2 separate regions of the Homo sapiens genome follow, and region 1 is linked to region 2. The links are chromatin contacts, found by Hi-C or POLR2A ChIA-PET in ENCODE. All regions are on one chromosome and are shown on one strand. The core of a region is the stretch at or near the end of the contact, and the rest is flanking DNA. Distances in the headings are between cores, read along the strand shown.

Region 1 (5,434 bases), core at 2,734-5,233, 160 kb after region 2:
TTGCATCTGCCACTGCTGGGCACTGAAGCCCTGGAGCAGCTTCAGATAGTACCTGTACTTTCTCATGCAGACTCCCTCTGAACAAGAGCCTTGTAGGCCCCTCTCCTTCATTTCCCACCAGCCTCTTATCAGGCGGGCTTTCCACCATACACCCAGGAGGCCACGGTCTGAGGAACAACCAAACCCATGCAAAGGGCCGGGCGCGATAGCTCACGCCTGTAATGCCAGCACTTTGGGAGGCTGGGGCAGGCAGATCACCTGAGGTTGGGAGTTCGAGACCTGCCTGACCAACATGGAGAAACCCCCATCTCTACTAAAAATACAAAATTAGCCGGGCGTGATGGCACATGCCTGTAATCCCAGCTACTCAGGAGGCTGAGGCAGGAGAATCGCTTGAACCCGGGAGGCGGAGGTTGCGGTGAGCCGAGATGGCACCACTGCACTCCAGCCTCGGCAACAAGAGCGAAACTCTGTCTAAAACAAAAACAAACAAACAAACAAAAAAACCCAGGCAAAGTTTCCTTGCAGCCAAGGTGACAGAACTGGGCTGAGGGTGGAAAAGAAACAGAACCAGTGCTCCAGGTGTTTTTTAATTTTTTAATTTATTTTTATTTTTTTTGTATATGTATATATATGTATGTATATTTTAGAGGACCAGGGTCTCACTATGTTGCCTAGGCCAGACTCAAACTCCTGTGCTCAAGCAATCCTGCCTCAGCCTCCCAAGTAGCTGGGATTACAGGCATGCACAAACAATGCCCAGCTCTCCAAATGTTTTCTGTCACTACCTGAAGTGTTGCATCGGTACTTCCTACGGAAAGAAAACTAAATAGAAGTGTCTCTCCCGTGAGCCCCCACCACTACCACCAGAAAAAAAAAAGAGAGAAAATGAACTCATCAGTCTTTAGTTTCCTCAAGTTATTCTCCCAAAAAGACATTCGCCTTGGCACAGATAAGCCAGCTAATCTTATGCTTTATGACCCACTGTGAGCTGTTCCTGACACAGCTTCTGACTTTGTCAGTGACAAAATTTCTCACCTTTTAAATGCAGTGCTTAACATTTTGTTAGGCCCATACTCAAAATCGGCCAGATATAAAATGACCTCAGATTTTGATCTCCTAGGCTCAAACAATCCTCCTACCTCAGCCTCCCAAGTAGCTGGGACTATAGGCACACCACCATGCACAGCTAATTTTTTTTGTATTTTTCTGCAGAGATGGCGTTTCGCCATACTGCCCAGGCTAGTCTCAAAATCCTGGGCTCAAGCAATCTGCCCACCTCAGCCTCCCAAAGTGCTGGAACTACAGGCAAGAGCCACTGCGCCCAGCCACAACCTCAGATTTCTTTGGCAAACAGAAATGTTTAAAAACACAAAATTTTGCTCAGGTGAAACACTGTGTTACTATCAAATCTCACATCCACATAAAGTTTTTCTTTTCGGCTTTGTTTCGTGAGGAACAGACAGAACAAAGTTTTTCCAGGTAGCATCTGTATCACTATTATTCTCCTATTTCCTGTACCACCCCCACCTCCCCAAGCCCTACTGAATGTGAGGTTTAGAATGTTTTAAGGAGGGTCAGGTGCGGTGGCTCACGCCTGTAATCCCAGCACTTTGGGAGGCCAAGGCGGGCGGATCACCTGAGTTTGGGAGTTCGAGACCAGCCTGACCAACATGGAGAAACCCTGTCTCTACTAAAAATACAAAATTAGCCAGGCGTGGTGGCACATGCCTGTAATCCCAGCTACTTAGGAGGCTGAGGCAGGAGAATCGCTTGAACCCAGGAGGAGGAGGTTGTGGTGAGCCGAGATCGTGCCATTGCACTCCAGCCTGGGTGACAGAGTGAGACTCCATCTCGAAAAAAAAAATACAAAAATTAGCTGGGTGTGGTGGTGCACACCTGTAATCCCAGCTACTCGGGAGGCTGACGCAGGAGAATTGCTTGAACCTGGGAGGTGGAGGTTGCAGTGAGCCGAGATCGCGCCATTGCAATCCAGCCTGGACAACAGAGTGAGACTCCATCTCAAAAAAAAAAAAAAAAAGAATGTTTTAAGGAAAAAAATAGTACTGTTACATATAATCCCAGGTGATAAGACCACAATGGAAATGTTTAAGTCCTCACTTTAAAGAGTACCCCACTGAGAAGAGGTATGTTGGACTCTAGCAGAGATTTGGAAACTCTGGGACACTCAAGATGTGAAAGAGCCTGGCTATCTGAGGACTCAAAGAGTCAGCATCGGGACTTGTGAGCTCAAGAAGAGAAAAGGGAGTGGTGAAACTTTGTCCTAAAAGTTAGCACCAGGAACAGAAGAAAAAAACCCGATATATAGTGATACCTCATCTTTTAGAGAATGGGAAGCTATTTTTGTGTTCACACAGAAAGTATAGTTCAAAAAACCTCTATATCCAGAGTTCAGACAAGGAGAATGATTTGAGATATAAGTGCCGATGAAGGAGGTCAATTTTGATCTGAAACCAGCAGCTGGACCTGGGCCACCTCAGGAAAAGGACTCTGTTCTCCAAGGCAGCACGACTGAATGGTTCTGAGAATAAGCCAGGGTTCAGGACTCCTGACCCTTTAGGACCATGGACTCAGAAGAGCCTGAAGGACAATTGTGGGCTTTAAACTTCTGAGAGCTTGTAAAGTAACACAAGACTGTGCCTCTCCCTTGCCCCAGCTGTAGATAGTCTTTGCCCCACCATTGTTATGAAGATACACAGGGTTTTGCAGTTTGAATAAATTGGATACAAGTTTCCTCTTTTTTTTTTTCTTTTTGAGACAAAGTCTCGCTCTGTTTCCCCAGGCTGAGTGCAGTGGCACAATCAAGGCTTACTTGCCGCCTCAACCTCCTGGGCTCAAGCAACGAGCCATCCTCCCGTCTTAGCCTCCCAACTAGCTGAGACTACAGGCGTGGGTCACCACACCCAGCTAATTTTTGTACTTTTTGTAGAGACAGGGTCTCACCATGTTGCCCAGGCTGGTCCTGAACTCCTGGGCTCAAGTAATCTGCCCACCTCAGCCTCCCAAAGTGTTGGGGTTACAGGCGTGAGGCACCGCGGCTGGCCTGAGTTTCTTCTTAATACTGTATCACAATTGTGGGCTGTCTTATGTGTTGATATCGATTGAGCTATTTGAAATAGGAATGTTAATGGGTGTATTAAATTTTTGTAAGGATATAACAATATCTACCTTCCAAGGATGTTGTGAGGTTTTCCATGATTTTGTATATGAGCTAATGTTACCTTTGAGGGGTGGTGTGCATTATGTTGGATGATTGTAAATTTTCAGTGGAAAATGTACCGTGTCCTAAATTTAAAGACATGAAAAATATCCCAAGATCATACTAGATCATAATAGCAATTCCTTTACAAATGAATTATGGAGGTAACTGATCTCTAACAGTTTCCTTCATGTTGTTTTAATGCACAAGGGCAGAGGATCTGCTGACCCTTGGAACCAGCGTGAGCTAACCACGTGCTATAGACACTTCATGGTGTCGCACCCAGGGAAGTCAAAGCGCTTTGCTCCCTCACTGTCTGTGAGTCCTCAGCCATTAGTACCCCACCCCCCGCTGCTCCAAAACTTGAGTTATTTCAAATGTTTCTCACTGTTCATCTCTCCACTGACCCCACTCCAGAAAGCCTGGAGAGAGTCCCAAGATGCCACCCACCTTCCCCAATCCCTCGCCACAGATCTGTGTCTATCTCACACTCTGTAAGTGCCGCTTTGCTTCTTCCTCTCTTGAAAAGACTGAGAACACACATTTTAACATGTTAGGAAAATGGGGCAGCCTAAAAAATGACTGATCCCACCGCCAGTGACTCATGTATACTCCAGGCTAGCAGACAAGGCCCTTTTTGGTGGGCCTGCTTCTGTGGGTTCACAGAAACCAAATTACTGTGGGTTGCAAAGAATTAGCAGGTCATTTACAAAGCAGACATCCCTTCACCCAGACTGTGGTTTTGCATGCTCAGGTTCTCAGTCTATGAGCTTTGGTGCAGGATCATTTTGGCTACTGGAAAAACCATAGCTTATTTTAAATTTCTGGTTGCCAAAGCCACCACACGTGTGGTCTGTGGATGACCATTGTCTGCAGAATGACGAGGAAGGAACAGAATGTGGTTTGGGGCTCAGGGTGGCCTTCCCACTGGGAGGGAAGGCGGGAGGGAGCCCTTGCCCTGGGTTTTGACACAGCCTGTGCTCACAGCCTCTCCTCTCATCTGCATTTCTCAGAAATGCCCTCCCTGCCCAGTGGTGACTTTCCCTCGTCACTCCTATGGAGTTCTACCTGGAGCCCAGCCATGTGTGGAACTGTGAAGTTTACTCCTCTGTAAAGATGGTTTAAAGAAAGTCAGCTTCTGAAATGTAACAATGCTAACCCTTGCTGGAACCCTGTAAGAAATAGCCCTGCTGATAGTTTTCTAGGTTTATCATGTTTGATTTTTACACTGAAAAATAAAAAAATCCTGGTATGTTTGAAATTAGTCCTTGTGCATCCTTATCACTTATGATTTGTGTCTGCTGGTGTCAGGATGTAGAAGGGTTTCATCCCGCCCCAAGGAATACTTTCTTAATTTTGCCCCTCTATTTCTTAAAGTCCAGTTATCAAGAAAAATGAATTATCACTGAAATAAAGGTTCTCACCTGACGCCTTGCTGAGCCTACCACTGTGATCCTGCTGCTGGCCCCTGTAACCCACAAGATAGGGTTCCTGGTTCCACTGGTCCTTAGTTCACTAAGGAAACTGGAGGAGGTTGAGGACCTGGACTTAGCATGATCAGCACATTCAGCATGGTGCACCCCTATTCCAAGTCACTGCTCTGCCTTCCTCCCTCAACAGAGATTCTTCTTAAAATACAGTCAAGTTCTGACTTTTTCATGTGTGGGGGCTCACAGACATCCACATTGGGAAACTTGAGTTGCAGTCCTTAAACTCGACCATATTTAAATACAGTTTTTAGATACCTGGAGACCCAAACCGAAGGTGTTAGGGGGAAAAGTCCTAGGAGAATGGCATAGGGATGAGGCTGCTTTCTTTCCATCATCATTGTGTTCTCTCTTAGAAAACGTTAGAGAAAGTAGAGAGAGAGTCTGGCCTTCTGCTCAGCCTCATCTAAAGCACCCTCCATTTTCCGTCTTCTGTGGAAGAGGCATGAGAAAGATTGTCTGAAGTTTTAAGACTAACAAATGTGGGGCTAGGCTGGCACCAGCGTCCTCTGGCTCCATGATCAGCATCATCTCCCTCCCATCAGCACTCCAAAATGTTCAAACTGGCTGAGGGTCTCCTACAGGTTTCCCAGTCTTGCTCAAGCTGAGGAGGAGAAAGGAATGGCATGGCACCCTGCCTTTGCATTTTAGCACTGAATACATTCAAAAACGGCCCCTCAGTAGCTGGTTTTCAGCCCTGGAGAGAAGATTATATGGCCTTCCCCAT
Region 2 (6,163 bases), core at 1,950-4,449:
TTAGAAGAATGGGGCCACATAGCAGCAGAGGACTGGTGTAAGGGAGGGAGGGGTAGGGACAGAAGCTAGACCCAATCTCCTTTGGGATGTGGGCAGGGAGGGAAGCAGGCTTGGAGGGTTAATTTACCCACAGAATGTGATAGTAATAGGGGAGGGAGGCTGCTGTGGGTTTAACTCCTGGGTTGGCTGTTGGGTAGACAGGTGGGGAAAAGGCCCGTGAGTCATTGTAAGCACAGGTCCAACTTGGCCCTGACTCCTGCGGGGGTATGGGGAAGCTGTGACAGAAACGATGGGTGCTGTGGTCCTCTGCAGGCCCTCACCCCTTAACTTCCTCATACAGACTGGCACTGGGCAGGGCCTCTCATGTGGCAGCCACATGTGGCGTTGTGAGGCCACCCCATGTGGGGTCTGTGGTGAGAGTCCTGTAGGATCCCTGCTCAAGCAGCACAGAGGAAGGGGCAAGACGTGGCCTGTAGGCACTGTCTCAGCCTGCAGAGAAGAAAGTGAGGCCGGGAGCCTGAGCCTGGGCTGGAGCCTTCTCCCCTCCCCAGTTGGACTAGGGGCAGTGTTAATTTTGAAAAGGTGTGGGTCCCTGTGTCCTCTTCCAGGGGTCCAAGGGAACGGGAGAGGTCACTGGGCCTGTTTTCTCCCTCCTGACCCTGCATCTCCCACCCCGTGTATCATAGGGAACTTTCACCTTAAAATCTTTCTAAGCAAAGTGTGAATAGGATTTTTACTCCCTTTGTACAGTATTCTGAGAAACGCAAATAAAAGGGCAACATGTTTCTGTTTCCCTGTGTCTGGCCTTCGCTTCCTGGAAGGCTGAGGGGAGGGGGCAGGGGTGTGGGCAGCGGCTCCCGCTGAGGTGCTGGTGGGGCATCAGTGCAGCTCTGACGGTGGCAGGAGGGGCGCTGGGACTGCTGGGCTTTCTGCTGGCTTCAGCAGGGAAATCCCCCAAGGGGGCTGTGAGGGAACTGGCGGCGGCAGCGGTAGTCAGAGAGCAAAATTCTCTGTGCTTTTGCCTGGCTGTTCTCCGACAGGTCTTGCGCCTTGGCCCCAGAGGCTGGGGTGACCTGTGCCATGGCCAAGGAGGGGGACACTCCAGCAATGGTTTACACGTGGAGCCAGGGTCCCAAGTGGTGCTCAGTCCTTCCCAGTGAATCCCCAGCCCTTCTCCAGTTTCTCACTTCTCTCCCCAAGGCCTTTCCCCAGTCACCTCTCCCTTGGGAGCGCTGCGTTTCCTTCTGGCCTTTCAGTGGAGGGGACTTTTCATACTTCCTCCTCCCACCATAAGCCTGAGTGGCAGGGGAAGAGGTTCTGGGGACTTTCTGAGGCCAACATGGCTAGGAGAGAGAGGAGTCCTATAGCAAGGAATCCTTATCTCACGAGGGCACTGACCTTCCAGCGTGTTCTGGGGAGTATCAGCTGCTATTCCCAGGAGAGGCACAAAGTCCCAGGTAGAAGGGAGGAGCTGTCCCCAGCAGCCTGGGGTCTCTAGCCCCGGTCCACCATCACAGCACCCTTGGAGTGAGTGTCAGGGAGTGTGGGATATTTGCCCAAGTCCAGCCACCACCCCTGTCCGAGTAGAGCCCACACAGTATTGGAAAGAGAAATATAGCCACTGCTTTCACTCCTGGGAGTAGGGGTGCCCTGGTTGCTTTCACCAGCCTGCAAGAGTATAGTCAGGGTGAGGTGCTGGAGAACATCAACAACGATCTGGGTTCAAATCCCAGCTTTGCCACTTATTAGCCATGTTGCTGTGTCAACTTCTCTGAGCTTCAGTTTATTCCACTGTTGTGTAAAGATAATGCCTCTTAGGGCTGTTGTGAGCATTAGCACAGTGCCTGGCATATAGTAAATACTCAATATATGGTAGCCATATTATTATAATTGTAATTGTTACTACCACCACTGTCGTCTATTTATTTATTTATTTATTTATTTTTTTGAGACTGAGTCTTGCTCTGTTGCCCAGGCTGGAGTGCAGTGGCACCATCTTGGCTCACTGCAACCTCCGCCTCCCAGGTTCAAGCAATTCTCATGCCTCAGCCTCCTGAGTAGCTGGGATTACAGGTGTGTGCCAAAACATCTGGCTAATTTTTTTTTTTTTTTTTTTTTTGGTAGAGACGGGGTTTCGCCATGTTGGCCAGGCTGGTCTTGAACTCCTGGCCTCAAGTGATCTGCCTGCTTCGGCCTCTGAAAGTGTTGGGATTACAGGCATGAACCACCACGCCTGGCCTGTCATCCCTTCAAATGTTCTTTCAGAACTGAGGCATGCAGAGGCTGGAAGACAGGCTGGGCTCACCGGGGTGGTTATCTCTGAGAGAGGACATGGGTGAGGTCAGAGGCCTCTCCCTGGAGAAGGAGGTAGGTGGAGAAGCCAGATGGCATCCAGATAAGGAAGACCAGCATCTCCTTGAGAGTGTACACGGGAGCACGAGATGGGGAGGGAGGCTGAGTGCTCCTTACAGGCCCACCCTGTTGCCTCCAGGTGTTAGCTGCTGTTGTCCTGGGTCTTCAGTGTTGACCGTCGCATGGCATTTGGGCAGCTGGTTCTGCTGGGTTATGGTCCTCATGTCCCTGGCACAGACACAGCCATTGCCTGCTGGCACTTGATACCTACTCATATTCCATTTCTCTATTCCAAACACACTGGATTGCATGGCCCAGGGCGCCACGGTGTGCACCATTGTCTGGCCCACACTCACCTAGAATACATACCAGGATCTCCTACCCACTCCTTAGGTACAAGAAGAAGAAGGGGTTCTGGCCGGGCATGGTGGCTCACACCTGTAATCCCAGCACTTTGAGAGGCCGAGGTGGGTGGGTCACAAGGTCAGGAGATTGAGACCATCCTGGCTAACACGGTGAAACCCCGTCTCTACTAAAAAACACACACAAAAAAATTAGCTGGGCGTGGTGGCAGGCACCTGTAGTCCCAGCTACTCGGGAGGCTGAGGCAGGAGAATGGCGTGAACTTGGGAGGCGGAGCTTGCAGTGAGCCGAGATTGCGCCATTGCACTCCAGCCTCGGCGATAGAGCAAGACTCCGTCTCAAAAAAAAAAAAAAAAGGGGGGTTCTGGCCTTAATCTGCCTCCAGCTCAGTTATAAGGTGGCTTATCTAAAGGCTTGGGAGGTGGGGCACCCAGCCCTACCCACCCGTCCAGGAAGTTCCACACCTGGACAACTTTCAGTTTCATTATTTTAGCTTCCTGAGATTCAGAGGCCAGGAACTGTGCAGAGATCTGTGGGGATTCTCACAACTTCCATTTCTGGTGAACAGCTGAGGTCAGAGAGGAGGTGGGTACCACTTGAGATGGGCCTGTGGTTCCCGGGTACTGTCTTTCCAGACACCTAGAATTCCCAGGTTGGTAGTGAACTGAGAGTCAACCACCATGATGGGGCCAGAGACAGAGGAGGAAGCAGTGAGTGGATAAGTGCCTGTGCTGGGCAGAAGGGATATAGGGGAAGGTGGCCAAAGGTAGGATGGGGAAGTGGATCCCAGGAAGCTTTTGTTTCTTCTGAGGCCAATTTACCACCACCTCATTGGGAAATTGTTGGTAGGGAGGCACCCATCCAATTGCCTTGCAGAATACAGCAAGGCAGGGAGCCCAAGAATCAGAGCCAAGGGAAGAAACGACCAGTTGAGGTTAGTAATGTGAAGTCTGGCAACCGTGCCCGTCATTCCTCCCTGGTTCCTCTGTTCATCAACGTTGGGGCTAGTCTGGCTGGGGCATGGTGGGCCTGCCTTTCCATCCCTTGGGCCCCTTGGAACAAGGGGGCAACTCTGCTGTGGGAGATGTAGAAAATGGGTCTCACTTTCTCTATTTGGGGCAATAGCTGCTACTTTTTTCCTCCAGATGGGTACCATGAGGGGCAGAGGAGAATCTGGGATCTGTGATGTTTAGCCCTCTTTACTGAGTCATGGCTGCCTCACGTTCTAGAAGTAAGGCAGGCAAATCATTCCAGGTACTGATTGTCCTGGAACCTTTGGCTCTTCCTTGACCTCATGTCACGTGCGTCCATGTGAAGAGAGTCCACGAAACGGGCTTTATATGAGCAACAAGGCTGGGTGCAGGCAAGCTGAGTCCAAAAAAGGGGTCAGCAAAGGGTGGTGGCATTATCATTAGTTCTTATATGTTTGGGATAGGCTTACAAAGTACATTCTCAAGGGTGGAGAAATATTACAAAGTACCTTCTTAAGGGCAGGGGAGAATATTACAAAGTACCTTCTTAAGGGCGGCGGCGGGGAGACTATATTGTATCAGGGTGGGGCAGGAACAAATCACAATGGTGGAATGTCATCAGTTAAGGCTATTTTCATTTCTTTTGTGGATCTTCAGTTGCTTCAGGCCATCTGGATGTATACATGCAGGTCACAGGGAATATGATGGCTTAGCTTGGGTTCAGAGGCCTGACACCTCAGGCTGCCAAATGTGGAAGATTTAAATACTTGAACCAATACCCTCCTCCCAAAAACTGAAATTGGCTTCTGTTTCTGAGTTGGTCCAGGCGCAATGTTCAGCGTATTTGAGGAAATCACAAGAATTGTAGTTAAGGAGATGGATGCTGGAGGGGATATGATTGCCGTTAGAAGCCTTGTTGATGCTGATAGATTCCGCTGCTTCCATCTGGTGGGGGAGAAGAGAACTTTCTTTGGATGCCGGCACTACACAACAGGCCTCACCCTGATGGACATTCTGGACACAGATGGGGACAAGTGGTTAGATGAACTGGATTCTGGGCTCCAAGGTCAGTATAAGGTAGATGACAGGTGGCCAGCCAGGAGGCCTTGACCGTTTGTACTCCATCTCCTTCTCAATTCCCCATTGTTATCAACCAATCAACAACGAAACTGTGGGATTTGTACACATCCACACACCTTAATTTAAGAAATGCACGGAAGAGCTGCATGGTGGGAGGAGAGTGGGAGAAGTGGAGATTTATTTCCACTGGAAACCGTTCCTAAATGGTCTTCCTTTTCCATTTTTTCCCTTGTAAAATAATCTGCTTTTAATTTAGCGAGCTCTTCTCATGTGTTTATCATTTAAATGAATAAGTAAATGAGGGCAGTTTGCTTACTGGTTAAGAAAGGATGCAGGCTTTAGGGCTGGAAGCACCTGGTTTCAAAGCCTGGCTCTGCCTCTTATCAGCTGCGTAACCTTTGGACAAGTTGTTTTATTGCTCTAAGTTTCAGTTTCCTCCTGTGTCAACTCTAGAGGACTGTTGTAAGAATCAAGTGAGGGATGGGTGCGGTGGCTCACTCCTGTAATCCCAGCACTTTGGGAGGCCGAGGTGGGCGGATCACGAGGTCAGGAGATCGAGACCATCCTGGCTAACACAGTGAAACCCCGTCTCTGCTTAAAAAAAAAAAATACAAAAAATTAGCCAGGCGTGGTGGCATGCGCCTGTAGTCCTGGCTACTCAGGAGGCTGAGGCAAGAGAATTGCTTGAACCCGGGAGGTGCAGGTTGCCGTGAGCTGAGATCACGCCACTGCACTCCAGCCTGGGAGACAAAGCAAGCCTCTGTCTCAAAAAAAAAAAAAAAAAAAATCAAATGAGAACAAATTACGTGAATCATTTATCACAGTGCCTGCCACAAAAGGAGCACCCAATAAAAGTTATCTCCCAGGTCGGTGGTGATTCTTATTATCCTTTCATGTTCCTTGGCTATCAAGACTGAAGGGGAAGTTTCTGATGAGCAGAAATCCCTAAGGTATTGAGGGAATTTATGGAAGAGTCAATTATTCCAACCCCCTGCCTCTGATCTCAGTTATTCCTGGGGTACTTGGGTTTCAGAAGCCCCAGGGTTAAGTGTTGAACTCTCACTTGGAGCCCAAAGTGGAATATGGTGAGGAGTTCATTATATTTCATAATGTGAAAAAATATTTCATAATATGAACAATAGCAAGGCGCTCATAGCTCAGACCTCTCTGATACAGTCCATTTCTTTTTATGAGGTCTCATGCCAAGAGACGGAAAAGAGCTCTAACAGCCCTGAGCAGCTTTAGAGTATTACAGTGTGCCAGGAACTGCTTTAAGTGACCAAGAGCAGTACCCAGATTACTTGGAGGTGGTGGACCTTTCCACAAGCAGAGTTTCGTTAAGCAAGCAAGGGGCTTTTGGAGAAATTTCAGATTCGCATCTTTCAAAGACTGAGTCA

The links. Hi-C counts contacts between places; a loop is a spot of excess contacts on that map. ChIA-PET counts read pairs that join two places held with the same protein, here RNA polymerase II (POLR2A). Pooled maps may share reads with other maps.
Region 1: a map of B cell shows a loop between it and region 2 (2.3-fold over the local background). The contact joins the enhancer-like site here to the promoter of GSDMB in region 2. A Hi-C loop is called at or near these places in 16 of 168 maps with a recorded cell type or tissue (B cell, CD4-positive, alpha-beta T cell, CD4-positive, alpha-beta memory T cell and 10 more), 31 of 37 single-sample maps with no recorded cell type and 25 of 50 pooled maps. POLR2A ChIA-PET finds 5 or more read pairs at or near these places in 18 of 52 experiments (A549, B cell, CD4-positive, alpha-beta T cell and 14 more).

The regions. Positions count from the first base shown.
Region 1 is chr17:39,756,765-39,762,198 of GRCh38, reverse strand. IKZF3 (IKAROS family zinc finger 3) reads left to right here. Exons shown (of 8, transcript NM_012481.5): 8 at 1-4,481. Among named protein-coding and RNA genes, the nearest start is that of GRB7, 22 kb to the right of the region's middle. RefSeq lists an enhancer at 3,960-4,039. Within about 2 kb of position 3,983, at least 7 of the 41 ENCODE cell types and tissues checked have a DNase peak (open chromatin) inside an H3K27ac peak, as active enhancers do; they include B cell, CD4-positive, alpha-beta T cell, CD8-positive, alpha-beta T cell and 2 more, where a contact is called at or near this core.
Region 2 is chr17:39,915,671-39,921,833 of GRCh38, reverse strand. It overlaps GSDMB (gasdermin B), which reads left to right and starts at 3,199. Exons shown (of 11, transcript NM_001165958.2): 1 at 3,199-3,300; 2 at 4,504-4,752. The coding sequence starts at 4,518. ORMDL3 (ORMDL sphingolipid biosynthesis regulator 3) reads left to right here. Exons shown (of 4, transcript NM_139280.4): 4 at 1-791. RefSeq lists a cis regulatory region at 2,933-2,946, promoters at 2,925-3,287, 4,011-4,419, 3,970-4,599 and an enhancer at 5,151-5,640.